2 separate regions of the Homo sapiens genome follow, and region 1 is linked to region 2. A link is a loop called in an ENCODE intact Hi-C map of the cell type or tissue named here. Cell type or tissue: endothelial cell of umbilical vein. All regions are shown on one strand. Each heading gives the region's core, and the rest is flanking DNA. Links, peaks and the distances in the headings are about the cores only. Region 1 overlaps LINC02705 (long intergenic non-protein coding RNA 2705). Region 2 has its middle 12 kb from the start of MS4A2.

Region 1 (2,924 bases), core at 307-2,806, 59 kb after region 2:
TTATTTCTAATTATCTTATAGTTAGATAAGTAGGAAACTTATCTAAGTATACCAACAGGTATATGGGAAAGTACTGAAATCACTAACCATCAGGTAAATGAAAATCAAAACCGCAGTAAAATATTATCTCACACCTGTCAGGCTGGCAACTATAGAACAAAGCAAGTGTTGGTGAGGTTGTAAAGAAGTTGGTACCTTTGCACACTGTTGGTGGAAATGTAAAATGGTGCTGCCGCTCTGGAAAGACATATAATTTTTTTCAAAAACTTAAATAACTCCCATATGATCCAACAATCCCATTTCTGGGTATTAATCCCAAAACAGTAAAATCAGGATCCCCAAGAGATATTAGCACTCCTATGTTCATTTAATCACTATTCATGGTAGCCAAAATATGAAAATGTGGTATATGCCAACCTAATACATAAATAAATAATGCTTTTGCTTTTTTTCTTCCAATAATGAAGAAAGGCCTTTTTAAGGCTTTAGAAAGAAGGAAATTCTGCAATATACTGCAACATAAATGAACCTTGAGGCCATGATGCATACGATAAAAACCAGTCACAGAAAGACAAATATTGCGTGATTCCAATCATACGAGGTATCTAAAATAGTGTGACTCATAGAATCAGAGGCTGAAATGCTGGTTACCAGGATCTGAGGATAGCAAAAGTGGGGAGTTGCTAATCAACAGATATAAAGCTTCAGTCAAGCAAGATGAGTAAGCTCTGGAGATCCTGTGTACACTATTGTACCTATAGTCAACAATAATATCTTGTACACAAAAATGCTTTAGGTTGCTAATCTCATGTTAAATATTCTTACCACAGTAAGATATACTATAGATATAGATATACTATTATTACATATATATACACACGTATATATATAAATATATATATGTATATTTAAAAAGAGTGGCAGATTAGACAAAGTGTCTAAACTGATTTTGTTTGTTTGTTTTAGCCATCCCTACACCTCATAGTATTTTGTTTGTTTTGTTTTGCTTTTGTTTGGCTTAGAAGTATCTTTTAGTCTTTAAAACCAGTTGCTTCTTATTTCACAACAGCCTGCATTTAACTCCCTGAACTTCTCACTCACTGTGGATGCCATTGAGGAAAATGAATGTATATGACCCAGTCATCTTAGCTTGTTGCTCAGAATCCTTGGAAATTATGGTGTAGCTACAGCTGTCAGTTTTCTGTTTTCTCTTCAGCTAGTGTTTCAAATCAAGAGGGAAGTGCTCCCTGGACTCTGAGTCCTTACAACATTTTCCATTGTCCAAGCACACAACATCAGAGTGGTCAGAGAGAAGAGGTTATTTTTTTTTCGGTACGTTATTCCTGGCATGGTTCAAAAGCCCAAATCCTGTAAATTTCAAGAGATAGTCCAATATGTATAAGTCCAATGACTCCAGTTAGCTCCATGGTGAGAATTCACAAGGAAACCTCCTGAATATAAAACCTATTTATATTATTGTATTAGTGCAACAGTACTTACTACAGAAAAAAATGTGCTATAAGTAGAGATACAAATTCTTCTTAAAAAGATATATATTACTTCCACAGCCATCAGAACTGTGCCTGTTCCTGCTGTGGTGGCACTGACTGTATTCATCCCCAGGCTGCCTTGGATCTGAAAAGGAGAGAAAAAGATTTTTGGAAATATACAGTCTCGTGTTCTTTCTGTCTCTGAGAGTCCACAAAATGACATTTAACTCAGTTGATTTGAATTTGGATATCAACTTGGACAGTGCTCCCACTCTGGAAAAAAAAATGTTGGGGGGGAGGAAGCATCTGGTATAGAGGAAGCCTTGATTACATCAGGCTCCAATGCAGGGATTGTATTGCACATGGAATGTCATAGCACAGAGCTAAGTCTATCATTCTTGCCTAAGTGTCACAGGGGAAAAATTTATTAGGATTACATGAGAACATTTCTAGGGAGCCTCTTTAGAGAACCAGCCAGGTTTGATGTGTCTTATCCTTGCAGCTCAGGAAATGTCTCTTGCTAGAACTCTCAGGCTTAACCAAAAGACACTTACCAGACCCTTGGTCGCTTTCCTTCCAGCAGCAAAGCCCCTGTTACAGACTTGTCCACTGACTCTCAAAGACATTAGCTTTCATATCCAGCATTCAGCAGTTCTTCCTAAATGAGGATACAAACCCAGTGTTGATGATGGTTATGCTTCTGTGTACTAATTATTCAATTCATTTATACCTCTATTGTTTTTCCTGGCTGATTTGCTGCTATTTCCACAGTGCTCCAGACGGAAAGAACTGATTAAAGAGAATCAACTCAGAGCTTCCATCGGCACTCCCTTTCCTAAAATAATCTCCTACCTTCTCCCACTCTTTTGTCAATATTATTTACCCAAACAATTGTCCAAGTTTGGTATTTAAAATTAATGCATAGATTTTCAAGAGAAAATGATGAAGTCATTTGCAGATACCTGAAATTAGAAGTAGTAGAACAATGACTAGTACTCACTGAGAAGGATCCCCATAAATGATAGTTCATATTAATTATATGGAGAACTCCAACTGCATAAACAGTTGAAACAAAAAGCGCCATTGTGAGACGCAGGCATCGTGTCATCAGCCCAATCAGGATCTGAGCCTCCTGGAGAGTAAAAAACATCCTGTGAGGAGGTGCATCTTCTCAGGGTGAAGGCCTTTCTAACATCATTGCACATTAATTCCTTCCCCACCTCCGAGACTCCAAACTTGAGATATCTTGCAGGAAGATAAAAATGTATGCATTGTCTGTTCTCTTGTCCAACACAGGATACTGCAATTAATCTTACTATTATTTATTTATATATTTGCCATTACTTTTAATGGCAAAAACCGCAGTGACTTTTGCACCAACCTAATACATAAGTAATGATAACATTTTTGTGTTTTTTTTCCTTCCAATAATGA
Region 2 (2,924 bases), core at 113-2,612:
GGTCAGGAGATCGAGACCATCCTGGCTAACACGGTGAAACCCCGTCTCTACTAAAAAATACAAAAAATTAGCCAGGCGTGGTGGCGGGCGCCTGTAGTCCCAGCTACTCGGGAGGCTGAGGCAGGAGAATGGCATGAACCAGGGAGGCGGAGCTTGCCGTGAGCCGAGATAGCGCCACTGCAGTCCCTCCTGGGCAAAAGAGCAAGACTGCGTCTCAAAAAAAAAAAAAAAAAAAAAAAAAAAGAAGTGTGTGGTGTAGCAGGACACCTGCAACAATAATATTTTTCTAAATCCCTCTGAAAAATGCTAATCAAAGGGTTTTTTTCCTAAAAATTGTCTTAGAAATAAAATTTCCCCTTTGGGAGACCGAGGCTGGCAGATCACGAGGTCAGGAGATAGAGACCACGGTGAAACCCCGTCTCTACTAAAAATACTAAAAATTAGCCGGGCGTGGTGGTGGGCACCTGTAGTCCCAGCTACTTGGGAGGCTGAGGCTGGAGAATCACGTGAACCCGGGAGCTTGCAGTGAGCCGAGATTGCGCCACTGCACTCCATCCTGGGTGACACAGCGAGACTCTGTCTCAAAAAAAATAAAAAATAAAAAAAGAAAGAAAATTTCCCAAATAATTCCCATTATAAGTATATAATAGGTAACAATTCCCGCTATAGACATGAATCTACTTATATAAACAACTAATGAGACAGGGTACCATATTTTTAATTGTAACTTGATTTAGAGTGTTGGGGTAAATCTATATATCCCAGAGTGTGAGGCTCCCTCGTTAGTATCTCTCTGTGTTACATGAGTATTTCCCTCCACTGGAAAACCTCTGTTCACTCTACAAACAGTTAAGTGAGCTGAACTTACATCTCCAAATAGCCTCTATCTGGGAGTTCCAGCATAGGGTTTTGTTGAACAATATTGGGGGTCATGGATTATTAAGATGGTGGATTTTGGAATACAATATACGCAGAAGCAAATTGCAGTAGCTATATTAGGTATTGGCTGTATGATCTTGGCCAATCATTTTATTCTATCTTAGTTTTCTTCTGTTTCTTAAATGGATATATTAAACATAATATTGTGCATGTTCAAAAATCATTTAGCCCGGTTTCTCGAATGATGAATGGAACCTGTTTTTTCATTTATAGACATTGATGTGTAATCCTGAACTTGAAATTAGGAAAAGAGACACTGTCAGCTTCTCAGGAACGTTTGGCAATATTCACCTATCCCTTAACTCCGGTTGGAAAAAGTGGGCTTAAGACCCTGGGTAAGATCAGGGAATGTAATTATTAGTAACCTTCACATAGACTACTTCCAAATAAATTGAACTGTAAAAAACATATATTACAAAATGATGTTATCTTAGTCCCAAAAAGGCAGAGAGGTAGATGGAAAGAGGCTCTAGGGAAAATGCTATCAGATGAGTTTTGGGAAACCTGTAAAAGCATATCAACTTTCTTCATCAGTGAGAAATATCTTAACCCACCATGTCTGCCTATCAGGAAGGAACTGGTTGAAAAACAGTACAAGAGGCTCAATCTGTAAAAAACAGAAGGAAGAGAGAGAGCCAAGATCAATTTTTGGCTCTAACACTAAACAGTGCGTAAAAGGTGCCCAGAGAAAACAGCTCATTTCCTCTTGTTATTTGGTGGCCCTATATAAAATTTTTGGATTGGAATCTGTTTTGTGCTGCTGTAAGGCCTTGTCCTGGGGATAGATTTAGGCTGGGCAGAAGGAGGGCTGGCAATTGGTCTATATGAGAATGTTAAGAGTGGTTTCTTACATGGTATGCTATTGTTCAATGATTTTTTTTTTTTTTTTTTTTTTTTAGAGACAAGTGTCCTAGGATAGACAATGGTGCTGCCATGTTTTGCCATTTGTAAATAAATTGATATTTTATCTAACATGATTCTATGGATATGGCAACAGACCTGAATAAGAGCCGATGCCCTGTTAGATTCCAGACATTTTGCTAAGACACAGAACAGAAAATATGAATTGCTATAAATGCTGTCCTTCAGAAGTTCATGTGCAAAAAGGGAGAGAGGAGAGAAAGATCCACTTAGGCAAATAGAAGATGTTACTAGAACGTACAGAGTTTTTCTGGCATGAGCAGGTACCATGAGAAATCAACAATTAAACTGGAAAATTTGAACTGGAATTCCAAATCCTATACGAGAGTAAGAAAGTGAATAAAGCCGGGCTGGTTGTGGTGGCTCACACCTATAATCCCAGCACTTTGGGAGGCAGAGGTGGGCGTGTAGCAGGACAAACCACAGACAAAACTCCTCCGACACTGAGTTAAAGAAGGAAGGGGTTTATTCGGCCAGGGGCATCAGCAAGACTCCTGTTTCAAGAGCCGAGCTCCCCAAGTGAGCAATTCCTGTCCTTTTTAAGGGCTCACAACTCTAACGGGGTGCGCCTGAGAGGGTCATGATCGATTGAGCAAGCAGCGGGTATGTGACTAGGGGCTGCATGCACCAGTAATTAGATCAAAACAAAACAGGATACGGATTTTCACAGTGCTTTTTTATACAATGTCTGTAATCTACAGATAACATAACTGATTAGGTCAGGGGTCGATCTTTAACTACCAGGCCTAGGGTGTGGCACCGGGCTGTCTGCTTGTGGATTTCATTTCTGCCTTTTAGTTTTTACTTTTTTTTTTTCTTTGGAGGCAGAAATTGGGCATAAGACAATATGAGGGGTGGTCTCCTCATTTATTCCCTCCCTTTGAGACATTCACTCAATAGTGGGAGTTCTCACTTTCATTTTCACTACCCATGTCTTCTTGCAAGACAGATCAATAGTGATTCATACAGTACACTTGTGCTGAAACATTTTGGTCAACTAAGGTAGTGATGAAGCTTTTTATCATTTGAAGAAGTACAGGTAGCAAACAAGGGAGCAATAAGCA

What was found. Peaks named below come from ENCODE experiments on the same cell type or tissue, not always from the same donor. Only the 100,000 strongest peaks of a DNase experiment are listed, where the experiment ranks them.
Region 1: it touches region 2 in a loop (5-fold over the local background); 1 of 110 quality-filtered maps calls a loop at or near these places.

The regions. Positions count from the first base shown.
Region 1 is chr11:60,158,235-60,161,158 of GRCh38, forward strand. LINC02705 (long intergenic non-protein coding RNA 2705) reads right to left here. Exons shown (of 4, transcript XR_950142.1): 2 at 2,491-2,622; 3 at 2,045-2,148; 4 at 1,007-1,635. Among named protein-coding and RNA genes, the nearest start is that of LINC02705, 4.7 kb to the right of the region's middle. In endothelial cell of umbilical vein, for the core only: no CTCF peak of the experiment used is centred there; DNase peaks (open chromatin) are centred at 1,227 and 1,817; H3K27ac peaks cover 1,799 bases.
Region 2 is chr11:60,099,116-60,102,039 of GRCh38, forward strand. No RefSeq gene overlaps it. Among named protein-coding and RNA genes, the nearest start is that of MS4A2, 12 kb to the left of the region's middle. In endothelial cell of umbilical vein, for the core only: no CTCF peak of the experiment used is centred there; DNase peaks (open chromatin) are centred at 1,596 and 2,436; H3K27ac peaks cover 1,859 bases.